2 separate regions of the Homo sapiens genome follow, and region 1 is linked to region 2. A link is an interaction called in ENCODE POLR2A ChIA-PET data of the cell type or tissue named here. Cell type or tissue: GM12878. All regions are shown on one strand. Each heading gives the region's core, and the rest is flanking DNA. Links, peaks and the distances in the headings are about the cores only. Region 1 has its middle 54 kb from the start of VSX1. Region 2 overlaps ABHD12 (abhydrolase domain containing 12, lysophospholipase).

Region 1 (8,330 bases), core at 46-8,045, 180 kb before region 2:
TTGCTCACAGTTCTGGAGACTGGGAAAGCCAAGATCAAAGCACGAGCAGATTCAATGTTGGGTGACAGCCTGTTCCTCATAAATGGTAACTTCTAAGTGTCCTCACATGGTGGAAGGGGCCAGAGGCTCCTTGGAGCCTCCTTTATAAGGGCACTACTCCCACTCATGGGGGAGGGGGGAATCCTTATAACCTAATCACCTCCTAAAGTTCCACCTTCTATACCATCACATTGAGTATTAGGTTCCAACATATGAATTTGGGGGGTGGGGGTGTATCTGAGTCCAAACTCACTCTGCTCACCACACGACAGCCAATAAGTCACGAGCAAGGAGCTGGGGCAAAGAAAATCACTTATTTCAGAAAGTCAGCAAACCAGGAAGATGGTGACTAGTGTCCTAAAGCACCATCCTAAAAGGCATGAATCCCAAGCTTCTTTTTATATTGGGAAAGGGGGAACAAGAAGGGGTTTGAGATCAGGAGATGACTGATGACCACAGACATCTTGGAAGCAATGAGGATCTGAGGAGGTTGTGAAACATCTGTCCTTGGTGAGGTTACAATCCTCCTATAAATCCTTAACACAAAATTGTTACTTGTGTGTGCACCCTATTTATCTCCTTGGGGGTTAGTTTTGTAAAGAAACTATTGTCATCCTTGCTTTAGTAGTTAGCTTGGCCCATGTGCAAGAATGAGCAAAGACAGTTAATTGGTGAGGGTAGAAGGCAGACGGAGTCAGCTATGTTCCATTTCTCTCACTGTTACGGGGGCACCAACACTCAGACCAGAGCACAAGCAAAGGTGTGTCTAGAACTCCAGGGCCAGAGGTCCCAAAGGATCTAGAAGGTGTAGAAGGACCAATACTCAAGGTCAACACATAATCCAGACAAGGAGAGCTTCTGGTTCAGTCATGTTGGTTAACATAAAAACATTGTGTACAAAGTGTTACGTAGAAATAGAAATGCATCACATTTAGTTATACAGCTGATGAAGCCAATCCTACAGAAAAATGTAAAATGTTATGAAAGTCGGGCTGTTCCAGGAAAGCCAGAGCATCGGTGACTACCCGTGCCCATGAGAGGCTTCCCTAAGAAACCGGAGTGTTCACAAGAGGGCAGGCGCCGCTGGAGGGCTGGGGCTCGGGAGGCCTTTAACGCTTTTGCCTGCTGACCTTGGAAGCAGCCCCCACAGCCAAGGCTCTCCGTCCCCACAGCTGACTCTCATCTGGGCCCTCCCTGGCAGGAAACTCTTGTCTCTGTAGGGTCGGCCAGTTTCCCCCATGTTTCTACTACAGGAGAGCAAAGCAGAAAAGTCCCCATCCTTGGTAAGTAGAGTCCCTCTTGGTCTTGGGTCCCGCCCTGGCCATGCACTTTCCTTCCTTCAGTCTGAACTGCCCTTGCCCCACTCAGTCCCCGGGCTTCAAGCTTCCTGCAGCTGAAGCTGCACGATGAGATCCCAACAGTTGGCACTACCTGAGCCTGCCCTGGGCCTGTTTCTCTCTTGACCCTCTGAACATTCTCTTGGGCATATTCATCCATTCCAAAAGGTTCAGCCAGTCTCACCACACCTGCCAGTGACTCCCAAACCCAGACCAGCAGTCTGGTTTCTGTCCTGAGTCCCGACTGGAATCCAGATGCCTGCTCAGCACAGACAGCTCAGCTCAGTGGTCAAGCCCGCCCGCCACCTCTGCTGGGTCACTTCTCCCCACGTACACCAGGAATGCAGTGCCTACCTGAACTTTCCCTGAACCCCACATGCAATTAGTCCCCACATCCCCTCCTAACCAGCTCTTGGGGCCATGCCTCCTCCCAGACCAGGGTTACCACCCATTGCAGGCCCCGTCCTCTCCCTTGGATTCCATGGTGCCTCCTACAGTCTCCCTGCACTTGGTCATTGCCTGCTGGGACCATCTCAAGACCAGCTGACCCCTTTATTCCCCTACTGAAAACCCTCCATGGCTCCCACTTGTCTTTGGATGAAACACATTTCTTAGCTCCTCTCTTTGTTATTTCCCCCATTCCAGCCTCACCTAACCCCACAGAGGCCACAATCTCTGCCCCCTCCAGCCTGCCCTCCTGGAAGCCCCCTCCTCTTTCCTTCCTTCCCAACTCCTGTGCATGGTTCCAGCCTTGGCCAAGAGTCCTCTCCTCCAGGAAGCCCCTGCATCCCCGCTGAGCCAGGCACCTTCCTTTGAGGTCCTTTGCACTCTGAGAGGCCTCCAGCCAGGTGCGTGGGAAACAGGAAGAGCCTCCGTGCATGCCGGTGGAGCGGCTGAGGCCTTGGCGATCGTGGGCATATGCTGCTTGCACGCTGTGTGTTCCATGAGCAAACCATTCAGCCTTTCTGAGCTTCAGTTTCCCTCTCTGTGAAATAGAGATGGTAAATGTGCTTTAAAAAAATAATAATAAGGTTGTTGTTAGTGTAACTGCACAGTGCCTAGCATATAACAAATGCCTGATAAACATCATGAAATGGAGTAAAAGTCATTACAGATACCTAAACCCTCCATCTTAGAAAAGCTGAAAACACAGACCTGAGAAGAAGGAAGTAGTTAGAAAAGTCTATAAATGGGTCTCTGTAACAATGGCTCAGGTAGCCATGTTACTTACTGTGTTTTTCAGGCCGTGCAGATAATGGCTTCAAAAGAAGGAGGCACCTAGAGGGAGAGACCAGAGGGCCAAGTTGATGCCCAAAGAGATAAAAGCAAGAAATGGTCAGCAAGGGAGACAGCATCTGAATTTATGAAATAGCAGTTACCTCACTGGGTCTGGAAAGAGAATGGAAAGCATGTAAAGCACCACCAGATGGAAATGGCGTGGGCTCCAAAAATGTCCCCACTGCACACAACCCCCGAAACCCCTCTCAGGAGCACAGTCAGGTCTGACCTCTGCAGAGCAAGACTGGCTTTTTGTGTGAGTTCAGGCCTCATGCTTCAGGCCTACCCCTCCTAATGGACTGCCACGCACACATTCATGAAGTCTTAGCAGCCCAAATGGGGAGCTTCAGAGAGCCCCCCTCCCAGCTCAGCTTGTGTGCGCCCCCTCCTCATTCTACCACCCAGGTCATCCCCATGGAACACGGGGTGCAAGGAGCCAGCAGACACCCCAGAAGGTCCTGACAAGTGACGACAAAGAGAGAGGAAGTTGGAAGACCCGGATTCCAGTGCCAACCCCGTGGCTCACCATCGGCCGTCCTCCAGTCTCCATTTCAATCATCAAGAAAATGGGAGGGTACAGTAGATAGATTTATGTATTGCGTGTTTCAACTTTATTCTTGGAAAAGAAATACATGCAGATGGTTCAACTTTAAAATTACAAAAGGATATTCGGCAGCGAGTATCCCTCCCACCCCTGCCCCTGCCTGCATCACCCCTCCTGGAGGCAGCCAGCCTGTGCGCACTTCAGAGGTAGTTCATGCATTTACTAACAAGTGCATCCTTTGCTTTGTTTACACAAATGGCAGTTCCCACACACACCTCCCACACTTTGCATCATTTACTCAACACTGCGCCTTGGAGACTGTCCAGTGCACACACACAAGTGCTATCTCGTTTCCTTTTCTTGAGACTGTCGTCCACTCCCTGGAGGCACTGAAATTCTGGGTAGCTTCTCAGGGTCCCTTCCAGCTCTGAGATTCCACGTTGTCCATTCAAATGTGTCTTTCAGCTGCCCACAGTGGGCTGAGGTGGGCACCCCTGCCACAGAGGAGGCTTCGCCTCTCCTCCCCTAGAGGTGCTCTGGAGAGGAACCCCTCCCATAAACCAGGCCACTCCTCACAGCAGACCTGGGACAGTCACTTTCTAGCCAGGTGGCAGACTGGCAGGCAAACTGAACCTGAACATCTTTGTTTCTAGGCTGTGAGGGACAAGGTTTCCATGACTACATGGGAGATTCCCAGCAAATTCACCCCACAAAATACCCAAACACATTTTAGGAAATGCCTGGCCAGAAAGGACAGCCCTCACCTTTCGCCAGAGCTGGTCTGGTCCCTGTGTCAGGATAACATCCCACTAGCCTGGTTTGTCTCTTAGAAAAGGAAAAGAGAATTAGGACAAAAGAGGCCGCATCCTCATCTGGTGCCGGGGTTCCCTTTTCCAGCTACAAAAAAAGCACTGGGGTCAGCCTACAGAACTGCCGAGAGCCCCACGGAAGTCTCAGGCAGACCACACGCTTGCTGGCGACCCTCGTCATCCAGCAGGGATCCAGGAGGAGAGAGGGGGAGCGAGCACCACAAAGTGTAGAGGAGAGAGGTGGGCAAGCAGGCAGAGACAGAGGGAGCAGACCGAGCCAGGGAAGTGGGCGTCTGAGGCCGAGCAGGAAGATGGGGAGCACAGAGACTGTTAAAGACACCAGAGGCCCCAGACCTGAGAAACAATGGCACAGAAAGGGTATCTGGAGCAGAGAAAGACTGATTAGTAAGCCAGTAATTAGCAGTTACCTAATGCTGCATAGCTAAATATCCATGACTTAGTGGTCTCAAACTGCAATCACAGTTTCTGTGGGCCAAGAATTCACTAATAGTCTGGCCGGGTGGTTCTGGCTTGGAGTCTGCTACAGACTGAATGTGGCCCCTGGAAAGCATGTGCTGGAAACATAATCCCCAGTGCAACAGTGCTGGGAGGGGGCTGCTGAGTGGTGATTAGACTGTGAGGGCTGTGCCCTCTTGAATGGATTAATTCTGTTATCATGAGAATGGGTTTGTTATCTCAGTAGTGGATTCATTATAAAAGAACAAGTTTGATCCTCCCTCTCTCTGTCTCTCTCCCTCCCCCTCCCTCCTTTTGCCCTTCCACCATGGGATGATGCAGCAAGAAGGCCCTTGACAGATGCTGGGACCCTAATCTTGGACTTCCCAGCCTCCAGAACCATGAGCCAATAAATTTCTGTTCATTATAAATTGCCCAGTCTATGGAATTCTGTTATAGCAGCACAAAGCAGACTAACAGGGCTGCAGTCAGATGTCAGCCTGGGCTGCATCATTTGAAGGCTCTGCTGTGGCCAGGGGATCCACTGCCAAGGCAGCCCTCACTGGCTGCCGAGCTGGTGCTGGCTGCTGGCAGGAGGCCTTAGCATCTCTCTGTGTGGGCCTCCCCAGGGCTGCTTGGGCGTCCTTTTGGCATGTGGCTGGCTTCCCCCAGCATGAGTCACCCAAGAGAGCAAGGCGGGAGCTGTAGTGCCTTTTCTGACCCATCAACATTCTGCTGGACACAGAGGCCAGCCCTGATTGAATGTGGAAAGGACTGCATGAGAGTGTGGCTCGAGGAGGCCAGAACCATTGGCAGCCACCTGGGAGACTTGGCGATCACAGAGAGAGGGAGACAAGACATTGTATGGAAACTGTGAGTGGCTGTGTCAAGCTCATAATATTCCATAAACATGGGTGGGGAAGATAAGGATGAATGATTAGCAAGGAAAGGAGAAAAAATAAAAAGCAAACCTTGTGCTTCCACTGGACAGTGGTACCTGAAACTTTTTCTTTTCTCACCTTCCTTGTTATTTTAAATGATTTTAAATAATATCAGTAATGCATGCATGTATCTTCACAATAAGAATGTCCAACAAAGCTCTCCTTAACCAAACCACCTTGAATGCCACCCCTCCCCAGAGGTCATCACTGTAATCATGCTGAGTCACATCCCAGGACTTGCCTTCACAGCTTTCCTTGTATATTGCAGTGTTTGTGTGTGTGTGTGTGTAGGAAATGAATTTCATTTCATGAAAAATGTAATTCCATTTTGTATTTTTTTACATAAATTGTATCATATCATATCATTGCTCTTAGAATTTTTTCCACTTAATTGATACGTCTTGGACATCATTGTGTGCAGATACGTAAGTCGATCTCATTCTTTTTGACCACTGCATGGCATTCCACAGTGTGGCTGCACCATGATCGTAACCATTTCCCTAATGAAAAATATTTAGGTGGTTTGCATTTCTTCTATTACTAGCAGTAAATGTTGTATGTGCATCTTTGTATACTTACTTCTAGACTATTATTTCTGAATATATATGTATCTTCAGTTGTCAATTCTTAATTTTATTATGTTGTAATCAGTAAGTGTGACCTATATCATGATTTCTATTTTTTGGAGTTTGTTGATCATTTCTTTATGGCTTAACACATGACCAATTTCTGTGACTGTGCTGTGTATACTTGAAATAATATACACTCTCTGGTGGGTAAAAAGACCCATTAGCTATTATATGATGTTTTTCTCTGTTATTTAAGAGTTTTGTTTATTTTTATCTTCTTGATCTCTGTCAATTTCAAGAGCTGTGCATTAAAAATCTCACACGATAGTGGATTTTTCAATTTATCTTTGTATTTCCATCAGTTTCAATAAAAGTTGCTAATATTTATTCACCACCTGCTGTGTGTCAGGCCCTGTGATAAGGACTTAGCATATATTATCTCATCTGATCCTTACAACAGCCTATAAGGGAGGCATTATTATTATCCTTGTTTTTCAGATGAAAAACCCAAAACAAAGAGGAACCTGATATCACATACCTAAAAAGTAGCAGAGTTGAGACTTAACCTACTCTTGGCTCTAAGTATGCAGCATGGACCACACATCACAATTGCTTTTCCTGGAGCCCTGCTCTTATTTTATGTAGCCCTGAGAAAGAAAGAAAAAAGCTTTCAATTTCTATGACACGATGTTTTCTTATATATGAGAGTTTTTATACTTATCGAAAAAGTTCTTTTAGACTTTTTTTTGAGACAGGATCTCGCTATGTCGCTCAGGCTGGAATGCAAGTGGTGCAATCACGGCTCACTGCAGCCTCAACCTCCTAGGCTCAAGAAATCCTCCTACCTCAGCCTCCTGAGCAGCTGGCACTACAGGTGCACATCACCATGCCCAGCTAATTTTTTAAATTTTTTTTTGTAGAGAAGAGGTCTCACTACCAGTTTGTCCAAGCTGGTCTCAAACTCCTGGGCTCAAGCAATCCTCCCACCTCAGCCTCCCAAAGTGCTGGGATTACAAGTGTGAGCCAATGAGTCACCACACCTGGCCTTTTAGACTTATTGATAAAACATTTTGTCATAGATTTCTCTTGAGCATATACGAAAAGGACACACATGTGCCTTAAGACTTGCTTCCTCCCAGAACCCAATGCCTTTGTGTCACTTTTGAATTAGAGCCGACTCTGTCCCCTGAAGAGCACTGGGGACACAGGATTTATTTGAACATGCTCCAGTATTGTCTCCGAGGTTTTCTTCCAAGGCATTCACATCCATTCACATTGGCACTGCTGCTTTATTGATGTTACCAAGAAATGTCAACAGAAATTAGGAATCACGGACACATGCTGTTTTGCTCTCGCTCTCAGCTGTGTGTTGAGAACGCAGTCGTAGGACAGCAGGGTGATGCAGGGGAGCTGCTGGCATCGGCAGAGAGAAATGGGAAGACAGCCACATCTTCAACGGAAGGCAAGCTGCCCGATGCATGGAGACCCTGGGGCTGCCTGCACTTACACTAGCTGTTCAGACGCCATGGACACCAAGGGTATTTGAGTGGCTGAAAGGTTGACGAGGATTCCACAGGGTGGCAGCAGAACCAGGACCAGGACCAGGGGAGCACTACCAAGGAAAACCTGGACACAGCCACCTGGGGGCAGGAGCCACACCTACTTCAGTTTATGAGAAACAAGTTCACTCATCCAAACCCAAAGAATGGACTCAGAGACCCGGAGAACTGCAAAAGTGAGACTTTTAACGACAGTCTTGCAAGATAGGGTATCTGATGGACAGGCACACCCAGCACAGTTTCAACAAGCAATTTATCCCCTAGTGCACAGGTCCCTCCCCCAGTTCCTCAAATGCTGAGTACTATGGAGGTCACAGTCTTCCTGGACATCGCCTATGGGTTGGTGGGTAGGGGTTTTAGGCATTTTCTTTACAGTTGTCTTGCTGCATCTTGTTGCAGCCACAATGCATTGCAATCCTAGTTAGCTCAGGGGCTCTTCAAGTATTTCACTTATGACCTAAGTAGCTGGGCAGGCTGATAAGAACAGACAAAGTGAGCTATTTTGCAGGCTAGTAAACTTTCATCTTAGACTAAACTCCTTTGGTTCTGGTAAGGGCAACTAAGGGGGTGAGGGGCAACAAACAGGCATCAGCTCTCCAAGCAGGGGCCTAGTATATCCTGTTTCTTCTGTAGTTTGCTGACCTAAACTGATTCAAGGCACTATGTCTTGGAAATGAACCACCGTACACATTATTTCCTTCAAGTTCATCGTCATGTTCCCAGCACCCAGCACAGTGTGGGAAACAGAAACAAGAGACAGCAATGGATCCCTCAGTGCTCTAATGGCCCCCAGATCGC
Region 2 (8,330 bases), core at 215-8,214:
GGAGGCAGACAGCTCTCGGTGCTGCAGTGTGATGGTAGACCCCCAGGAGGAGGGCTACACTGTGCAGAGACCCCATCTGGGGACCCTTGCTGCAACCCAGTATTTCTTGGATTTTAAGCTCTTGTCAATTTTTTTTTCTGTTATTTTTTTTTAATCCCTACAGACTAGCTGACCTCTTTCATTTAGCTCACTCCTCAAACACCCACCCCTGTGCCCTTGCTGGGGTGTGCCCAGAGCAACATGGGAGGCTGCCGCACCATCATGTCACCCAGAATCACAGCTCCCTTCTTTGGGGGGGTTGTTGGGTGCTTCCCCAGGGCAGCCTGCACTTCCTTGCCAGCTCCTAGCCACCGCAGAGGCTATAACCAGAGCCAACCTGCTCCAGCCCTGTTGACCTCAGCAGGATGAATCATTTCTTTTAACAGAAAACTGAAAAAAGGACCAATCACTTCTCAAACTCTCCCCACCTTTCCTGACTTAATGCAATGTACTCCACGGGTAAAATCCTCCAATAGCTCAGAGCTGGGTGTGCCCCCGCCTCTGTCTGTGCCCCTGCCTCTGTCTGTGTTCCCTTCTGCCCTGTGGGCCAGTGCAGATGGCCCTCTGAGGGGAGGAGAGTGAGGCTGTTTCAACAGTATCTCTTGGGCTCCAAGACCCAGACAACCAGATGAAGAACAAAACCAAGCAACCAAGCACAAGTGAAGGTCTGCACGCCCTGCCCTAGGCACCCCCTGCATGTGGGGAGACCTGCAGGCGCTCCCACTGTGTGCCTGGAAGCTGATTCAAGTCCCACCTGCAGCCCTTGCTGGGGTGAGCCTACGACCTGGCAGTCAGTGTAGCACCTGGAGCACCTGGTTTCTCTTTTCCTTTTTTTTTGTTTTTTGAGACGGAGTCTTGCTCTGTTGCCCAGGCTAGAGTGCAGTGGTGCCATCTTGGCTCACTGCAACCTCCGCCTCCCAGGTTTAAGCAATTCTCTGCCTCAGCCTCCTGAGTAGCTGGGATTACAGGCGCCCGCCACCACGCCTGGCTAATTTTTTTTGTATTTTTAGTAGAGACGGGGTTTCACCATCCTGGCCGGCTGGTCTTGAACTCCTGACCTTGTGATCCACCCATCTTGGCCTCCCAAAGTGCTGGGATTACAGGCGTGAGCCACCACACCCAGCCGTCTCTTTTCATTTTATACACAAGTAACGTAACATTGAAAAACAATTTCCAGTGCTGCTTATGTAGTCTGCCAATATCTGCACTTGGTCTACAAAGCCCATACATTCTGATGTTGGGGCCCAGGCCTAGAAGCAGTGTGATGGGCAGTCACAGCAGAGGCAGCCAAGGCCCTACCTTCCAGCACGCCCATCCAAAGGCAGTGTTAAAAAGCTCAACACGCCTGTCATCCCAACACTTTGGGAGGCCAAGGTGGGAGGCCCAGGAGTTCGAGACCAGCCTGAGCAACATAGGGAGACCTCATTTCTACAAAAAAACAAACAAAAATTAGCTGGGCGTGGTGGCGGCATGCACCTGCAGTCTCAGGAGGCTGAAGCAGGAGGATAGTTTGAGCCCAGGAGGTCGACGCTGCAGTGCGCTGTGACTGTACCACTGCACTCCAGCCTGGGCAACAGAGGAGGAGGACCCTGTCTCACACACACAAACAGCCCAGCAATAGTTAACTCTCAAGCTGTGAGTCTGGTGACTCCCTTCACTTCCTGCCCTGGAAAGAACAGCCCAGGGAACAGGTGTGGGTGCTGCCTGCACTCACCTTGTAAAGCTCCACGCGGTGGTCGCCTCCTCTGGAGAAGAAAACAGGACATGGTGTGAGCACATCTTCTCAGAGTTGGGCCCCAGGTCAACTTGTCCTCCATACCCCAAACCAGGGGGAGGCCAATGAAAGAGGGCAGAACCTCTTCCTTGGGTCCCCCTAAGTAGCCCCACACTCGCCTCTGGCAGTGCTGTGCCAAGGGGGAGATGGTCTTAGCACTTTGGGGGAGATTTCTTAATGACTGCTTTTATTTTTCAGTAGGTAATGCACACCTACAGCCCCAAACTAGAAAGACACTAAAGGAAACACAGCAAGGCCTCATCCACCACACCCCAGACCCTCCCAGCTTCCCTGTGCCAAGGACACCCTGTGTAGACAGAGGCTGTGCTCCAACAGGACCCGTATGGGCGACTTCTGCCCTCACTTCTTGCTCCGCACGTCTCAGCCGACCTTCAGAACTCTGCTTAGCCACACCACCCTGGCCTCTCATGGTCATCTTGACTGTTTCCCACCTGGCACTAACTTCTGTTTGCTGCTGTGGCCACCCTGCCTTACAGCCCTTCACATGTGTGTGCTCTGCACATGGGATATGCTCCTAGAATCTCCCCAGGGAGGCCCTGAAGTGCCGGAACGGCTGCCTCCCGCCCCTCACAGCCAACTACAGCTTCACCGTGCATGTCGCTACTGAGACTAAGTGGGCTCGGCACACACCCTCCCATTTGTACTTCCTTGTCTGAGGCCTGTCTAGGCTCCCTTCCCTCTTTCTTTCCAGTTGTTGGCCAGCTGTTAACCTGGACCGACCCCACAGCAGGGACATGGGCCACCTGGGAGGAGGGCGGGTCCACACTCTCCACACTCCCTAGCCGTGCTCCTCCTTCCTCAGGAGCGGTCTCAACATTTCAGGTATGGGGGCGGGAGTGTTGCTGGTTGGACACCAGGATGAGATGGAGGAGGAAGCCAATAAAGTACAGAAACAAAAATATAAAGGGTCAGGTGCGGTGGTTCACACCTGTAATCCCAGCACTTTGGGAGGCCGAGGTGAGCAGATCACTTGAGCTCAGGAGTTTGAGACCAGCCTGGTCAAATGGTGAAACCCGTCTCTACTAAAAATACAAAAATTAGCTGGCCATGGTGGTGGGTGACTGTAATCCCAGCTACTCGGGAGACCGAGGCAGGAGAGTCACTTGAACTCAGGAGGCTGAGGTTGCAGTGAGTCAGGATTGTGCCACTGCACTCCAGCCTGGGCAACAGAGTGAGACTCTGTCTCAAAAATTAAAATAAAAAATAAAGGAATGAGTTTCAAGGCAAGGAGGAAACACTGCAAAATATTTTCAGTTATCATTGTAAGAGTTCACAGTGGCTCTAAGTTTCTAAAATTTCCTACATTAAGCAAAAAAGGAACAGTTGCTGGGAATCCAGGGGGTCTGGACCTCAGGGGGACCCGGGTGGTGGATCCCGCAGACCAGCGAAACCCCAGTGGGATGCACAGGACAAAGAAAGCAGGCAACGTGGGGGTGGCGAGGACTGCAGCCAGGCAGTCTCTGCAGGATTGGGAGGGGGCAGCAAACACTGAAAGTCACGGCATCCCTTTCTAACCTAAAGTTATAGGCAGGATCTTTTTTTTTTTTTTTTAACCATGTGATGGGCACTGCAGAACTGAACCTTATTCACAGCCAACCACAGTTCTGTCATTTATAAAAAGATGCTGCAAGAGCTGTTTGTAGCCACTTGCTCTTTGAAAAGCAGAAGAGAAACCCTCTGCAGCTTGTCCCAGACAAAGAAGAAAGGAAACTGTGCAGCACATGCATGATTCTGTAGCTAGACACGCCATCCCTGACACAGAAACCGCTTCACGGGCCATGCCGCCAGGCTCTTTCAGCAATGCTCTCTGCAGGGTTCCACCATGCAGACCCCACCTAGGCCTGCTTTCCCTTCCAGAAGGGCCCAGCACAGCTCTCCTTGCTGGCTCTGCCTATAAAATGTTTGCCCCCAGCCCTGACATACCCTGGTGCCACACGGGACCTCGGCCCTGGCCCCGCAGCAGCCCTGTCTCCGTGCTGGGTCTGCCTCTGTGCTGGCTCCTGGCTGCCTCTCTCACACACGAAGACCTTGGTGGTTTTCAAACAATGCTTTGTTCAGAAAATGTATCCCCTCCGCACCCACCCTGGGTTCTCCCACAGAGGCTCTTCTGAACAGCAATCACATGGTGTGGAAGGAGCACCCTTTTAAGGCAGGGAGGCCAACTCCAGGGCAGCCAGTGGAAAGGACAAGCCATTAGACCCACTCAGGAAAAGCATCTGAGATAAAACTGGGCAGGGCTGATTAACCAAAGAGTGCATGAACTTCAGCAACAGCCCGTTAGGGTGAGCAGAGAGCTCACACTGTAGGGTGGCCTGCAAAGACCCCAGCACCTGGTGCTTTCAGCCTCTCCCTCCTGCCCCTTCTCAGCACCTGCCACTTTTTTCCAGGAAGTGTGCCACCTCCTCCAGGGCTGCCCTGGCTCCGGCTTCACCTGTCTGCCACCTGGAGCTATCTTACAGGTAACAAAGATCTGCCTGCCACTTCAGGCAGCATGACAGATATAGAGAAAACAAGCTGCCAGTGAGCTGAAGCCGCCCATTCCCAAGAGCGCGAGGCACCCACAGCCAAGTGCCACTATGACCCCTCCTCGGAGGGACCCCAAAGCCCTCACTCTCCAAGAAACCCTGCTCCCCAAATCACATACCAGCAGATGCTGTGACCTTTGAGATTACAACAAGGAGAAAAAAACATGCCCCTCTGGCTGGGGAGCTCAGCTCCTGACTGAGACTCAGCCTCCTTCATCCCAATCCAGGCTGCAGCTCCAGATAGGGGACGGTCTGCACACAGCTTCCCACACTTGGTCCCCACGGAACACAGCCGTGCTGGCCTCAGCCTGTGGGAACCCTGCTTCATGTAAACGTCACCTAAACTCCGCCTTCCCTCAACCCCTTCAGAACTCTGCCTTTCCCTTCGTTCTTGGGAGGCTCTCCCTCATTGCAGTGGGTCAGTACACCCAATTTTGTGGGACCGCAGGTTGCTCCTGCTGGTTTCCGGCAGACCGGGCCAGGACATTCCCACCCCAAAAAGGAGCCATGCTCCACAGCAAAGATGATGGGCTCCTCTCCCTCACCTGGTACCTGCGTTCCCATGCAGGTACAGAATGATAGGGTGGCTGGAAGCCAAGGCATCCTCATACCACATCTGGTCTTTGCCTTGGGCGTTCTTCCACCAGACTGCAGGGACGGTGTGCCTGCAGACAGAAGCAGAGGGGAGCGCAGGATCAGATGTCCCTTCTGTCCTCATCCTGGCGACTGCACGTGGTGTTACTTAATCAGCTCAAGTCCAGACAGCAGGGAGCTGCAGACCCCATCTAACTACAGGGGAACAGATGGGGGTGGGTGGTAGAAAACTATCCCCATCACTAGAATCAATAACCACGGAACTGCAGGCTGTGTGGATGGCACTGACAGCTTCAGCAGGAGCGTTCCCTGACTGGCAGGCCAGCCTCCTCTGGGCCACAAAGGCTTGCAATGTGCCAGTTACCACTGGGGCCTGGCAGAGAAGCAGCACTTAGTCCATCTTGAGTAATAGCATTTTCCTCATACGTGCCCCACATCCCAGTTAACCCCATGCTTAAATTGTCCACAGTTTAACTCACAATGGATTTTAAACAGTACATGCTGTCACATTTGCTAATTCAGCAACACCAATGTTTGTGAGCCAGACTAGAAACCGGGCCATCGCTGACGCCATTTCTAATGTCAAGTATGCACCACCTTCCCAGTCTGCTCATGGTCCACACCTGGCTGGGCACTCTGAAGCTGCTGGTCTATCTAGCCAAACCCTCCTTCAGAGAGATACTGAGGTTAATTTTAACTCAGGCCACATCGAATACTGTTAATCACTGGGGAGGGTCCAAATTAATCACTTTTCTGTAAAGCTTATTCAAATTCATTCTGGATACCAGTGACAAGAATCTTTAAAAAAATTTAATGGCCAACTTCTTATTTTCTAGATCTTAAGCTTCAGCATCTCATTTCTAACGTCTCTCTCTGATCCGTTCAAAAGGATCACTTTTGGGATGGTTCTAGTCACTATGATCATCACTCCCATACAGTTATAAATTTGAGGGATAGGACGTCACATTTTGAAGGTGCTGGGAGCAGATGTGCTTCCAGTAGCCAGCCGCCCCAAACCTGGGCTCCTGACAAAGAGCCAGGGAACTCCTAGCCAGCAGAGAAACCCATTCCTGGGCCTCTCCTCTCAGCAGACAGGCGATGGCCAGGCATGGCCAGGAATGGCCCCCAGGCTCCACTCTAGGCCTTGAGGCCCTCCTTTCAGGAAGCTGGTGGGAGGGTCTGATGAAGCGATGGTGGGGGCAGTTGGTGAGCTGGGCCTGCTGCTGCCTGAGGGCCCAATGTCATTGTGACTGCCTAGGGCATGAGAGTGGGCAGCAGCCGCACTCACCAACACGCACCCACCAACACACAGCAACACACAGCGTGGCTGTCACTGCCTTGACACTTGCCACTGACATCACTAAACAAAACCTTTTCTGGTAGCTGATAATGTATGCAGGAGTTGTTAGTACTTCCAGCCTAAGTCTCACCACCATAAACACCCTCCTGCAATAGGACAGACTCATGTTAACCAAGAAGAGGGCTGACCAAGTCCCACTCAGCAGCTCTGTGCAAAACAAGTCATGCTTCAGACAGAAACCTGAGGAGTCCCACAGTCACACATTGGTCAGTAAATGCTAGATTAAATCAAATCAGGAAGTGACAAAAGACTTTAATCCCAGCACCAACTACTAAGAACAAAAATCTCCCTTCTTGTTTTATGTTCTTTACCAAGGACCACTGTTAGAAATGTCTGAATGTTCTCTCATCCACACTGGGAAGCTACTCACAGCATTTCATTTAGAAGCTTCTCACATACACAGTGGTTTTCTGAGACAGTGGAAAGCGACGTTATGGCTACTGAAAAATAAATTCAGCTAGATAAAAGGGCTGTGATTCAGGCTCACTTCTCAGAGAAAAACGGAAATGCTACAGTGAGGTTGGTCAATTTTAATTCAGCTGTTCAGAAGCACCACTTGTGTACAGAAGAAAACATTAAAATGTATTCCAAGGAGACACAGAGAAGTCACAAGGCTTATGTCCAGTGTAAACTTATGGCTTAAAAAAGTAAATACTCAGAAGACAGCCAACACCATCATCATCAGCTGGTGCGAAGCTATATGTGAAAAGAAATCAAGCTGTTTTCAGTATCTAGATGTTCACCTCTTGGAAAAGATATATATATATATATATATTTTTTTTTTTTTTTGAGACAAGAGTCTCGCTCTGTTGCCCAGGCTGGAGTGCAGTGGCATAATCTCAGCTCACTGCAGCCTCTGCCTCCTGCGTTCAAGCAATTCTCTTGCCTCAAACTCCCGGGTAGCTGGGACTACAGGCGCGTGCCACCATGCCCAGCTAATTTTTGTATTTTTTTTTCAGTAGAGACGGGGTTTCACCATGTTGTTTAGGGTGGTCTCGAACTCCTGATCTCAAGTGATCCACCCGTCTCGGCCTCCCAAAGTGCTGGGATTACAGGCGTGAGCCACCGCGCCTGGATGGAAGATATATTCAAACCAGTGTTTGTGATTCTTCCCTTATATTCTCTTTTTTTTGGACACAGAGTCTTGCTCTGTCATCCAGGCTGGAGTGCAGTGGCGTGAACTCAGCTCACTGCAACTTCTGCCTCCTGGAGTCAAGTGATCCTCCTGCCTCAGCCTCCCAAGTAGCTGGGATTACAGGTGTGCACCACCATGCCTGGCTAATTTTTGTATTTTTAGTAGAGATGGGGTTTCACCTTGTCGCCAAGGCTGGTCTCAAACTCCTGGACTCAAGTGATCCACTTGCCTCAGCCTCCCAAAGTGCTGGGATTACAGGTGTGAGCCACTGTGCCGGCCACTTATATCCTGTTTCTAGCTTCTTTGTTTGCTTTTCGTTTTTCCTAGAAACAAGTCTCTCTAAAAATAATAATCTGTTCACAAAGCCTTTGCTGTTTTGAAAGGCTGGGAATAGAGTTTAAAGCCATTGAATCCCTCAACATTAGGATGGATCAAATGTACTGAGATCTTTCCTTTAGGAAAGGAAGAGGTGAAGATAAAAATGAACAACATTTCAGAGGCCAATGTCAAAGACAGCACCAGCTCAGTCATGTAGGGTCCTTTCCTGCTGCTGGAGGGGCTGCAGAGCTCACTGGCACTCACCAGACTCCAATGGTCACGTCTTCCTCTGGCTGCAGGTAGTAGTTACACGTGTGATTCAAACCTTGATCCTGTGGTTTTTTCAAATCAATGAAATAGGGAACTCTTACTGTAGGAAATAAAGAGATGGAAATTAGGATTACTGGTGGATGAATACACACATGTACACACAAACATGCATACTCACACACGTGCACAGATATGCATCCACACGTGCACACACACACATGCACACCCACATGCACACACTGCAGAAGCTCTCAGAAAGCACCAAGTCCTTTTCCTGTGCAATCTTACAATGGT

The links. ChIA-PET counts read pairs that join two places held together with the same protein. Peaks named below come from ENCODE experiments on the same cell type or tissue, not always from the same donor. Only the 100,000 strongest peaks of a DNase experiment are listed, where the experiment ranks them.
Region 1: POLR2A ChIA-PET joins it to region 2 with 8 read pairs; 3 of 35 experiments call an interaction of 5 or more read pairs at or near these places.

Annotation. Positions count from the first base shown.
Region 1 is chr20:25,131,744-25,140,073 of GRCh38, forward strand. No RefSeq gene overlaps it. Among named protein-coding and RNA genes, the nearest start is that of VSX1, 54 kb to the left of the region's middle. In GM12878, for the core only: a CTCF peak has its summit at 7,555 (motif pointing right); no DNase peak of the experiment used is centred there.
Region 2 is chr20:25,315,295-25,323,624 of GRCh38, forward strand. ABHD12 (abhydrolase domain containing 12, lysophospholipase) reads right to left here. Exons shown (of 13, transcript NM_001042472.3): 3 at 8,031-8,136; 4 at 4,905-5,024; 5 at 1,754-1,784. Among named protein-coding and RNA genes, the nearest start is that of PYGB, 71 kb to the left of the region's middle. RefSeq lists enhancers at 1,683-2,292, 3,406-3,465, 3,496-3,735 and a silencer at 4,086-4,165. In GM12878, for the core only: no CTCF peak of the experiment used is centred there; a DNase peak (open chromatin) is centred at 3,497; H3K27ac peaks cover 3,194 bases.